Linked DNA regions of Mus musculus: region 1 is linked to region 2. Evidence: chromatin loops called from intact Hi-C (ENCODE). Cell type or tissue: left cerebral cortex. All regions are shown on one strand. Each heading gives the region's core, and the rest is flanking DNA. Links, peaks and the distances in the headings are about the cores only.

What was found. Peaks named below come from ENCODE experiments on the same cell type or tissue, not always from the same donor. Only the 100,000 strongest peaks of a DNase experiment are listed, where the experiment ranks them.
Region 1: it touches region 2 in a loop (3-fold over the local background); 4 of 42 quality-filtered maps call a loop at or near these places.

Annotation. Positions count from the first base shown.
Region 1 is chr6:126,585,134-126,590,506 of GRCm38, reverse strand. Gm33449 (a long non-coding RNA gene) reads left to right here and starts at 2,602. Exons shown (of 2, transcript XR_378038.3): 1 at 2,602-5,373. In left cerebral cortex, for the core only: no CTCF peak of the experiment used is centred there; DNase peaks (open chromatin) are centred at 1,494, 2,022, 3,610 and 4,485; H3K27ac peaks cover 2,610 bases.
Region 2 is chr6:126,640,789-126,646,161 of GRCm38, reverse strand. It overlaps Kcna1 (potassium voltage-gated channel, shaker-related subfamily, member 1), which reads left to right and starts at 361. Exons shown (of 2, transcript NM_010595.3): 1 at 361-1,906; 2 at 2,276-5,373. The coding sequence starts at 2,807. The coding sequence ends at 4,294. In left cerebral cortex, for the core only: a CTCF peak has its summit at 3,229; DNase peaks (open chromatin) are centred at 1,765, 2,082, 3,029, 3,182 and 4 more places; H3K4me3 peaks cover 4,591 bases; H3K27ac peaks cover 3,340 bases.

The sequences.
Region 1 (5,373 bases), core at 60-5,059, 55 kb after region 2:
GTTGGAGTACTTCCCCTCACAAGTATATGAAGAGCCAGAGGTCAAGGTGGGGTAGCTTCCTTTCTTGGTCTCCATTTTACTTTTTGCGACAAGGTTTCTTACTCAACCTCCAGCTTGCTGTTTCATTTGGCCTGTGTGTCCAGAAAATTCTCCATTCACCTGTCTCCGTAGCTCCACTCTTTTGTCACACGTGTACAACACCACAGGGATTTTATGTGGATCCTGGGCATCAGAACCCAGTTCTTCACTCTTACCCAGCATGGGAGTGACTGCCTGAACCACTTCCCAGCTTTTGCTTATACTTGCTTCCTAAAACCTATTCTTAGTAGGCTTCATCCCCCAACAGGACTTAATCTCTTCAGCTTGCAGCATGGCCTAGCGTCATTTCCCCCGGGGATACAGGAGCTATCTTGAACCTCTAAGTTGGGCAAAATTAGTTATGCTCTAAAGCCTCCAAGGACACCTCAATATCACTATCCCCATTCATTTGGAAGTTTTGGTAACCATATCAGGCTTATTTTATTCTCCTGATTTCTCTGGAACATCCAATACACTATGGCAGCTACTCAACAAAAGGAGAAGTCAACCATTTGTTATGTGGCACTGGTGAGCTGAGACACATGTGGATTTAAAGTAGTCATGGATTTGAAATAATGGGCATTAAAAGGTCTATCTTTGTTGGTTATTTCATATAGATTGTGTGCTAAAATATCTATGTGTTAAACATACTGTGTGAACTAAAAATACTATTAAAACTGCTAGACATGGTGACACATGGCTGTTATCCCAGTACTTAGGGGGGCGACACAGGAGAATTGCCCTGAGAGTGGTTTGGGGTTATACACTGAGTTTGAGGCTAGCCTGGACTACATAGTAAGTTCTTATCTTAAAACAGATTAACTTTAGCTGTGTTCATTTTCAGTGGGATTATGAAACACTACAACTGACTTAGTGTCCAATGTGCTCTATTGGGAGTACTGGTCTACCACAACATTGCGAACAAGCTCAGAAACAGTTCCTGAGCTGTCTGTCCTGAGTCATGCTGGTCCTGCCCTGTCTTTTGAATCTCTATTTGGGTGAAAAGCTTGCTCCTCATTTCTACCTCTTGGCTTATCTTTCTCCGGCCCTTTCCTTTCCTGCCCCTGAGCATGGGTTATCCCTAGAACCATCACTTTTACCCAGTCCCCATGTATTAAGTGTGCTGAGGCTGAGGTTAGTGGATGGACACATTTGTAAAGCTGTGGGCTTTTGAATCAGATGAAGAGATTCTTTCAAACTCTCAGAGCCCCTAGCCGGTGTTCTGCTCTGAAAGCCTTTGCAGTTAGGTACCATTTCCCAGCAGGCTTTGGGAAGCAGGCACAGCTTGTTGGGGATGGTTCTCTACTCGCTTACATAAAGGCTCCTGTGAAACCAAGAGCAGCATTTTAATCACATCGAAGGTCATGGATTTAAAACAGAGACCTTGAAATCTAGAAGCACTTGCTTTCATAACGGTCTTGTGTTGCCTCTCTGGGATACGATAGGAAGGGTGGTGCTGTGGGCTGGCAGGCAGACCGAAGTGGGAGTGCCAGGCTGGGGAAGGAGCCTCAGAGCCACAGAGCCACAGAGCTGCCCACTTTTCCTCCTTTTCCTGGAGGAGGCAGCTGCCAACAGTTCTTCAGCTCAAGGCTGGGCCATCCCCTCTCTGTGGCTTAGTGTCTTAGAGCTTCATTCAGAGCAGAGTTGGGAAACTTGAGTTCTCTTACCAATCCCCAGCTTCTTTGGGGGTCCTCTAGAAAACTAGGGGTAACAGATCATGCACCTGCTCAAGTTTTTGCTGGTTGCTGTTCGTTCATTCATTCATTCATTCATTCAATCATTCATTTATCCATCCATCCATCCATCCATTTTTATGGTAGTGCTAGAGATTGAACCAAGATCATTTATCTTATGTGTTAGGTAAGTAAGTGTTCTACTTTTAAGTTACATTCTCAGATTTTCCTCCCTCTCTTTTATTTTGGGCAGTAGCCCAGACTGGCTTGGAATGTACTATGTAGCTCAGGCTATCCTTGAACTCATCCTTCTGCTTCACCTCCTGTGTTCTGAGATTGCAGCTGTACCAGATTTTCATTCACTAATGATGTACTCCAGCCTGATTTTGTGTGGCCCTCTAGTTCTGATGACCTATAGATGGCAAGTGGCAAACCCTGACACTGGCCTATCAAATGATATTCTTTATGTTTTAGGAAATGTAAGCAGGGTGAGGAACATTCCACACAACTGCTGGGTGTGTACAAGGTCACCCAGGAAGTGACATCTAGTATCTAAATTTTGAATTGTGATGGTTAAGAGACACTGTCACTAGTACACATGGAGGGATCCATGGCTCCAGTGGCATGTATAGTGGATGATGGCCTTGTTGAGCATCAATGGGAGGAGAGGCCTTGGTCCTGTGAAGGCCCGGTGCCCCAGTGTAAGGGAATGCCAGGGCAGGGAGGCAAGATTTGGTGGATGAGTGGGAGAATAACTTCATAGAAGCAAGGGGAGCAGGGATGGGGGGGGACCCCGGGGCATAGGGAACTGGGAAAGGGGATAACATTTGAAATGTAAATAAAGAAAATATCCAATAAAACAGAGAGAGAGAGAGAGAGAGAGAGAGAGAGAGAGAGAGAGAGGCTGTCCCTTCCCTTCTGAGTGGTGGCACTGAGAAGCAATGTCCTTCTCTGAGAGATTTAGAATTAAAAAGGAGCAGCAGACACTCATTCCAAGAAGGGAGGACCTGGTTTTTCCCAGGCTGTCCTTGAGGCTGGGGGAAGGGAAAAGGCTGCTGTCCTGTGCTGGCTTGACTCCCTCTCTAATGAATACCATCTGGGCCTTCAAGCATTTTTGTGTGGTGGAAGTGTTCTGTTGCCCATGCTCACCCACCCTGGGCTCAGACACAGTTCTCCATTCCAAAGACCCATTGCTATAGACATGTATCCTCTGGGAGGCAGCGGGAGCATCCACACAACTGGGTGTGGGTGATTCATTATTCCACCTGTCTGGACCCCAGGACACATCAGGAATGTAATCTGTTGCCGCTCCTGATAGCTATTGTGAAGATGGCTTCACTCAGTCCTCGTAAGGTGGTCTCTCCTGATATTAAGCCCCAAACAAATGAGGAGACTGGGCAATAAAGCAAGCTTCCTCCTTACACATTTTTCAGAAGCTGGTGGGCTCCATGTGGACCATCAAGGGGCCATCAAAGTCTCAAATAGGTGCCAGGACTGTGACAGACACCAGAGTGGCCTAGAGATGAGGCAAACACACAATATTTGACTAGGGCTGGGCTTAGAATTATGGAAGACCTTTCACTAGGTAGGTAGAGCAATTGGAGAGCTAAGGTAGTAGTTGGCCTGTCTCTGAACAGAATGTGCCTTCATGGAAGATGTGTGAGCATCTAGAGCCAGCAGGTCCTAAGACATGGTATATTCTGGGAGTCTGGGAAACACATCCCTGCCTGTAACTTGAGTTGGTTACCCTGTGGTAGAACCCAGGAACTGTTTTATAATCTTTGTTCGTGCTTCTACAGTGAGTCGGGGTTAAGAATCAGAGAGCTACCTCCTGGCTCTAACGCTACTAAGTCACAGGAAAAGAAGCAATGCAGCACACAGTCGTCATTGAGTGATGACAGCTCACCTCACTGTGATCAAATAGCTGACAGAAGCAAGGATGCATTTTGACTGACAGGGAAGGCATACTGGAGTTCATGGCCACTGTGGGATCATGCCGTGGGTGGAAGCTTGCCACATCTTATTGAAGCAAGAAACAGAAATAAGACATAGAAAGAGGACCAAGCTCAAACCCTCAAGCCCCACCCATAATGTCAGCTAAGCCTCATGCCCCCAAGATTCTATAACCTCTGCGAGTGGCACTGCCACCTGGGAAACAAAGGTTCCAGCAAGCATGTAAGCCTTACCTAGGAAAGGGGGAAGCATGAGAAAAATGGTTTGTGTGAAATTATTAAAGGATGTGTGGTGGGTGTGTGTGTGTACCTGTGTGTGTGTGCCTGTGTGTGTTTGGGAGGGCAGTCATCCTGGGAGGTATAGGTAGGAAGTGGAAATGTGTTGTCTCTTCCTTGTGTGACAATGTGACCCACCACAGTCCAGTGAGGACAGAAGGCCCATGGTCACTTAGCAGGGTGTGTAGTTGATCCATGCTATAAGGGAAGCCAGTGCTCCTTGTGTCACAAGGAGACACACACACACACACACACACACACACACACACACACACGGACACACACACACACGGACATGGACACGGACATAGGGAAAAGGGAGTCTTTGCTCTTGTGTGCTCCAAGGGCCAGGTGGCCGCAAAGCCAACTTGGAGCCCTCTGCTTGGGAGCTCCATCTCCCTGCCCTGATGTCGGCTGTCCTGCCCTAGAGGAGTGCCTTCTGCATGGCTGGCACAGTGCCTTCCTTGCTGTCAGAATGACTCAGATCCCCTCCTGGCGCTCGCCTGCTCAGGCAGCACAAGCTGTTCCTTTGGCTTGTGGAGATGGAGCCGCATTTCTCTCTCCAGGACGGAGGCCAGGAAGAGGGGTGGATGTGTGTCGACCCTCTTCCCCTCTCCCTCTCCAGGCACAGGGGTGGAACAGGAAGACAGGAAGGCTGCATGACAGGCACTGCATGGCTTCAGTTTACTCCCCATGTAACTGCCTAGCTGGGTCTGGCCTTGCTCAGGGCATGCACAGCAGGACACCAGGCATTCGGCACAAGCAACTAGGCGAGGTGGCACTTGAATGGGAGACTTTCCTGAAAAGTTAGCAATACTGGTGGACAGGGAACATTGACAGCGACTGTCGGGATGTGACATAACCTAAGGTCATTCTGCACAGAGAGGATTTGGGCAACGTGTTCACAAGGCATCCTACAGCCTTTGCATGGCCGTGGGACCATGGTTCCTTAGCAATCTCCAGGGAGCAGCTTCTCCCACCCTCCCTCCTATCCCCTCTCCCTCTTTCCCTTCCTTTATAGAATTTTGAACTTGGAGATGCCAAGTCAAACGCAGAAGGTCACATAGATGTTGAAGGGCAGAGCTGAAAACCCAAACCAAGTCTTGGGTTTACTTCATTTTCTTTTGATGGTGTTAGGGATGCACCCCAGAGCCCGTGCTCTGCTGCTGAGCTGTCTGAGCCTGGTCTTTTGAGTTACAAATTTTTAACAGATCCTGTGCTTGCAAGAGTGTTCGTGCCCTCTCAGCTATTAGCACTCATCTTATGTAACCTGTCTTTGCAATGTCACAGGATGACTTTGGGTGCTTCATGGACCATCCGCACTTTCAAAGGGTAGCATATAGGTAACTAGGCAGTGGGAGGCCCCAAGGCTGAAAGACTGGCCACCCACCTGG
Region 2 (5,373 bases), core at 260-5,259:
AGTGTGCACTGGGTGGAGTTTAAGGTGGGAAGAAGTACTGTGCAATAGAACTCGCTGTTCATGGAAGAAAAGGCAGGGTTAGGAATCCGGAGGAGAGGAGCGAACAAACACTTATTTTTTTTTTTCCCCCTGAAAGGAATGCTGGGGTCTGAATCTGGAGGAGGAATTTAACTAGCTGTATCCCTGGGATCCTTCTAGAGGCCCCTGCCTTACTAGCCACAATAGAGCCAGGAGGATGTGATCATTGACTTTGATTAAAGAGGTTGGTGGTGTGGGCGGCAGGCGCCGCGAGCCGCGGTGGTGCGAAGGGGCGGTACCAAGGCCGTGCCAAGAACCAATCAGCGATGACTCTGGATTCTTGGGGGCTCCTCAGAGGCTCCGCAGCGGTGGAAGGACTGGAGCTGCTGGCTGCCTCCTCCGGTGCAGCCTGTATCCAGGTGCAGCGGCACTGGGGACGCGGTGCATATCCCTTGCTCAGACTGCCACTGTGACCCTTGCGCGAATATGTCCGGAGCCTAGAAAGTGGTCCTGAGCGGCAGAGGGCCACTGGGTGGGTGGGTGAGTGGGGAGGTTCGGAAGGCAGGACTGAGGGTAGGAAGCGAATTGGGCGACTTGCTTCTCACGTTTGTCCCAATTAGCACCAAGTTGGCAGACAATCCACAAATCCACGACACCTTTGCTTGTCCGCCCCCGCCGCCTCCCTTCCCCCTCCCGTCAAATTCTCTGCATTTCAGAATATTCTGACTGTAAGAAAACTTCAGCTCCCCCTCCTCGGTTCAAGTGAAACAGACACTTGGCACCACCTTCTCCCAGTAACACTGTGTGGATGAATCCCGGAGATCCTCAACTGCAGCGCTTACCAAACTGCACCCTTTGGAGTGTGGCTGGCGTGGGGTTGGGGGGCTAGGGTGGGCTGAGCAGAGAGGCCTCTGGGGGAGAGGCGGGGTGGCGCGGAGGAGCGAGATGCAGGAGCAAGATCGCCTGTGTGACTGCATCTAAAGCAGACTGGTCCAAGGAGTTCTGCCAGGGACACCACCGCCTGCATTGCGTCGGACCTGACCATCTCCAATGTGAAATTCCCGGGGAAGGTCGCTCGCAGCGGAGGGCCGTGCGTGGGAGGGGCTGCCGGCCGCCGGGAAAGAGGAGTTGGTGGTGGGCTTTTCGGGGGGGGGGGCGGAAGAAAAGCTGTGCAGGCAAGGATGGGAACTGAATGACAACCCCCCTCTGCCAAACCACCCCCTCATATTTTCCATCTACCTCCTCGCTCCTGCCCTCCCCCGCCCTCCCCAACCCACGCCCGGGTGGGCCAATCGCTGCTCCGCATTCCAGGCGCTTTCTCAGGTTTCTGCTGATCTTGCAGCGCCCAGAAATGGACCGAGCGAACCTGCGGCCGCACGCTCCCTGCCCCACTCGGAGCTGCTGAAGGCTCGCGGCGCGCCGCGGAGAGAGGTCCGTGCTGTGGTAGCGCAGGTTACCGGAGAGCCATGTAGAGCCAGGCTTTGAGCCGCCCGCCTCCCTCGGGATCGAATCAAGGGCTCCCGTAGTGTTCAGAGGGGGGCGAGAGTGCAGCTTATCGCCATTTGCTTGGGTGATTCCGGAGAAGGTGGCCTTTTTGTCTTTCCACCCCGCATCCTCCGGGACTCCCTTCCCCAGAGAGAGGACAGCGTCTCCAGGTTGCTTGCACCGTGTGAGGATGGGGGTAGGGTACGGACGTTTCCTCCGTAGCTGCTCGATAAAACGATCGGACTCCTGAGAGGAGAAGGACGGGAAACGCGAGGGGCCCCGGAGCCTCTCGCACGCTGCTGCGGTGGTGGCGGCTGCTCGTTCCGGCTGCTGCAAAGGCGACCTGCCGCATTCAGACTCTCCGCCGACTCAGCACAGCCTCTGCGCCAAGCCGGCCCGCCAGGTAGGAAGCTCTCTAGTTCGGGGCTGCAGAATCGGAGGTTGGGGGTGAAGGGTGGGGGAGGCTGAGGGTGCGGGGTTGCTCTCCGGGACCCGCAGCTCCTTCAGTATCTCTAAGCGCTTTTCCGATCTCCAGTTTTACGAAGTTGTAAACAGATCGGCTGTTGGGCGTTGGGAAAAGTGGGATGGAAGATTTCCAAACTTGGATTTCTGGGTGTCTGTTGTGTGTCTGTCTGTGAGTATGTGTTAACCCCAGTAAACGTCCGATGTGTTTTACAAAAGCTAGTAGTCTGTGCTCTTCGGTGTCTATAGGCTCGTCCCATCAGAATGCTTCTGATTTTCTACCCTCGTATCACTTTTTATTTCTCTGCAGCGTCCATCGATCGCCCCGGTGGGAGCTTAGAAGGCGGCAGGCGAAGAGGGGTAGGAGGGGGGGAGAGCCAAGGAGCAGCAAAGTGGGTGACAGGCCTGGGGAGCTGCTGAGTTGGCACTGCACCGTGTCCTAGAAGGGCTGCAGGAGGGGAGGGGAGCCGGGGCGAGCCCCGGAAGCGATGGCAGGTGTGCATTAAGGTGATCAGAGCAGGAAGAAAAACCCATTCACCAACACAAAAACAGAGCACCCCCCCCCAAAAAATACCCCAAGAGTAGCAAAAAAGCTTCACTGGGGGCCCTCAGGCGAGAGGGGTTTCCAAATTGCGTAAAAGGCAGAGTGGAGGAGGGGAGGTGATAACTAGCAAAGTTGCAGACTTCTGAACCTTCTGGCTCTGAAGCCCCTCCCTGTGAGCGTGGGGAAGACTCACTTTCCGGTGGGGGGGGCCGCTTGGGTCCCCCCCACCCCTACTCCCTCGCTCCTTCACAACCCGGGCTCTCTCCTGGCCTCCTACCCCTGCACCCTGCTTTCATCATGACGGTGATGTCGGGGGAGAATGCGGACGAGGCTTCGACCGCTCCAGGTCACCCCCAGGATGGCAGCTACCCGAGGCAGGCGGACCACGACGACCACGAATGCTGCGAGCGCGTAGTAATCAACATCTCCGGGCTGCGCTTCGAAACGCAGCTCAAGACTCTGGCACAGTTCCCCAACACGCTGCTGGGCAACCCGAAGAAACGCATGCGCTACTTTGACCCCCTGAGGAACGAGTACTTCTTTGACCGCAACCGGCCCAGCTTCGATGCCATCCTTTATTACTACCAGTCCGGGGGCCGCCTGCGCAGGCCGGTCAACGTGCCCCTGGACATGTTCTCCGAGGAGATTAAATTTTACGAGTTGGGCGAGGAAGCCATGGAGAAGTTCCGGGAAGATGAGGGCTTCATCAAGGAAGAGGAGCGCCCCCTACCCGAGAAGGAGTACCAGCGCCAGGTGTGGCTGCTCTTTGAGTATCCGGAGAGCTCAGGACCTGCCCGGGTTATTGCCATTGTGTCGGTCATGGTCATCCTCATCTCCATAGTCATCTTTTGCCTGGAGACTCTCCCTGAGCTGAAGGACGACAAGGACTTCACGGGCACCATCCACCGCATCGACAACACCACAGTCATCTATACTTCCAACATCTTCACAGACCCTTTCTTCATTGTGGAAACCTTGTGTATCATCTGGTTCTCTTTTGAGCTGGTGGTGCGCTTCTTCGCCTGCCCCAGCAAGACAGACTTCTTTAAGAACATCATGAACTTCATCGACATTGTGGCCATCATCCCTTATTTCATTACCCTGGGCACGGAGATAGCTGAGCAGGAGGGAAATCAGAAGGGCGAGCAGGCCACTTCCCTGGCCATCCTCAGGGTCATCCGCTTGGTAAGGGTGTTCAGAATCTTCAAACTCTCCCGCCACTCCAAGGGCCTTCAGATCCTGGGCCAGACCCTCAAAGCTAGTATGAGGGAGTTAGGGCTGCTCATCTTTTTCCTCTTCATTGGGGTCATACTGTTTTCTAGCGCAGTGTACTTTGCGGAGGCGGAAGAAGCTGAGTCGCACTTCTCCAGTATCCCCGATGCTTTCTGGTGGGCGGTGGTGTCCATGACCACTGTGGGATACGGTGACATGTACCCTGTGACAATTGGAGGCAAGATCGTGGGCTCCTTGTGTGCCATCGCTGGTGTGCTGACAATTGCCCTGCCCGTACCTGTCATTGTGTCCAATTTCAACTATTTCTACCACCGAGAAACTGAGGGGGAAGAGCAGGCTCAGTTGCTCCATGTTAGTTCTCCTAACTTAGCCTCTGACAGTGACCTCAGCCGCCGCAGCTCCTCTACTATCAGCAAGTCTGAGTACATGGAGATCGAAGAGGATATGAACAATAGCATAGCCCATTACAGACAGGCTAATATCAGAACTGGTAACTGCACCACAGCTGATCAAAACTGCGTTAATAAGAGCAAGCTCCTGACCGATGTTTAAAAAGCAACAGGCAAGCCAACAAAAGCCCCAAACAAACCCCTTGGCGACTCCTGTCCCGCTCTGTAGATACTTTACTAAGCAGTAGTCTTTGAATGCTTTATTTTGCTGGCAATGCATTGTTGCATTGTGAATTTGGGGAGTGGCGAACCTGAAGCTTTCAAGATCCATTAAAAAAAAAAAAAACCAAACACAAAGCAAAAAATAAAAACAAAAACACAAAAATGACCCAACAACCAACTATTTTCATTTTTATTAAAAAGAAAAGAAAGAGGATTTTCTTATAAATGCTCTCCATTAAGTAGTCTGTGTGAAATAAGACGATTTCCTTGTCCTGAAGTATTTCCAATCTTTTGGCTTAAGGTTTTGTTTTCGTTTTTTTATTTATTTATTTTTGTTTTGTTTTGTTTTTTCCCCTAAAAATCAGATGACCACTTAGGAATATAAAAATTCAAATCTGCATGGAACTCCACTCTAAACTTTTGCAAACCGCACAGCACATTTCAGATAGTGTGCTCTGTGGAACAGTTTCTAACAGCTTCAGTGGTCAGTGTGGGGGGGGGCAATGCTTTTATTTTGATCAACTGAATTGCATACAAGGTTAACAAAATCTGGACTAATTGAGAATGGTTCAGAAAGCACCTTGCAAATCTGATACTGGGCCCAATCTGTTGGGATTCTCTATCTGCCCCATTCTCCTAAATCCAGTCTATTCTCTAAGAAAAGGGTAACTTGATTAAATGAGTTGATTCATCTGTAGGGCTGCTAAGTTCTATCAACTGCAGATGATCCAAATGTAGTTTTTTTTAACCAATCCTGACCCCTGACCCCTGACCTTCAGAAGTGGATGTAAAACCTTACCCTCCTTATTGCAAGAGCACAAGAGTTAAATGGTAAGCATGTTTGAATCTGATAACATTTATTTTATAATCGCATGCCGAGAAAGTTAACCCAGACAATAGGGAATAAGCTTACGTTGAAATTGACTCTTCTAAATATAGGCCCTTTTCATTTGCATTCACCAAAAGTGCACTCCTTCATTTATTAACTCTTTTCTTAGCAACTAAAGTACTGTATTTAAG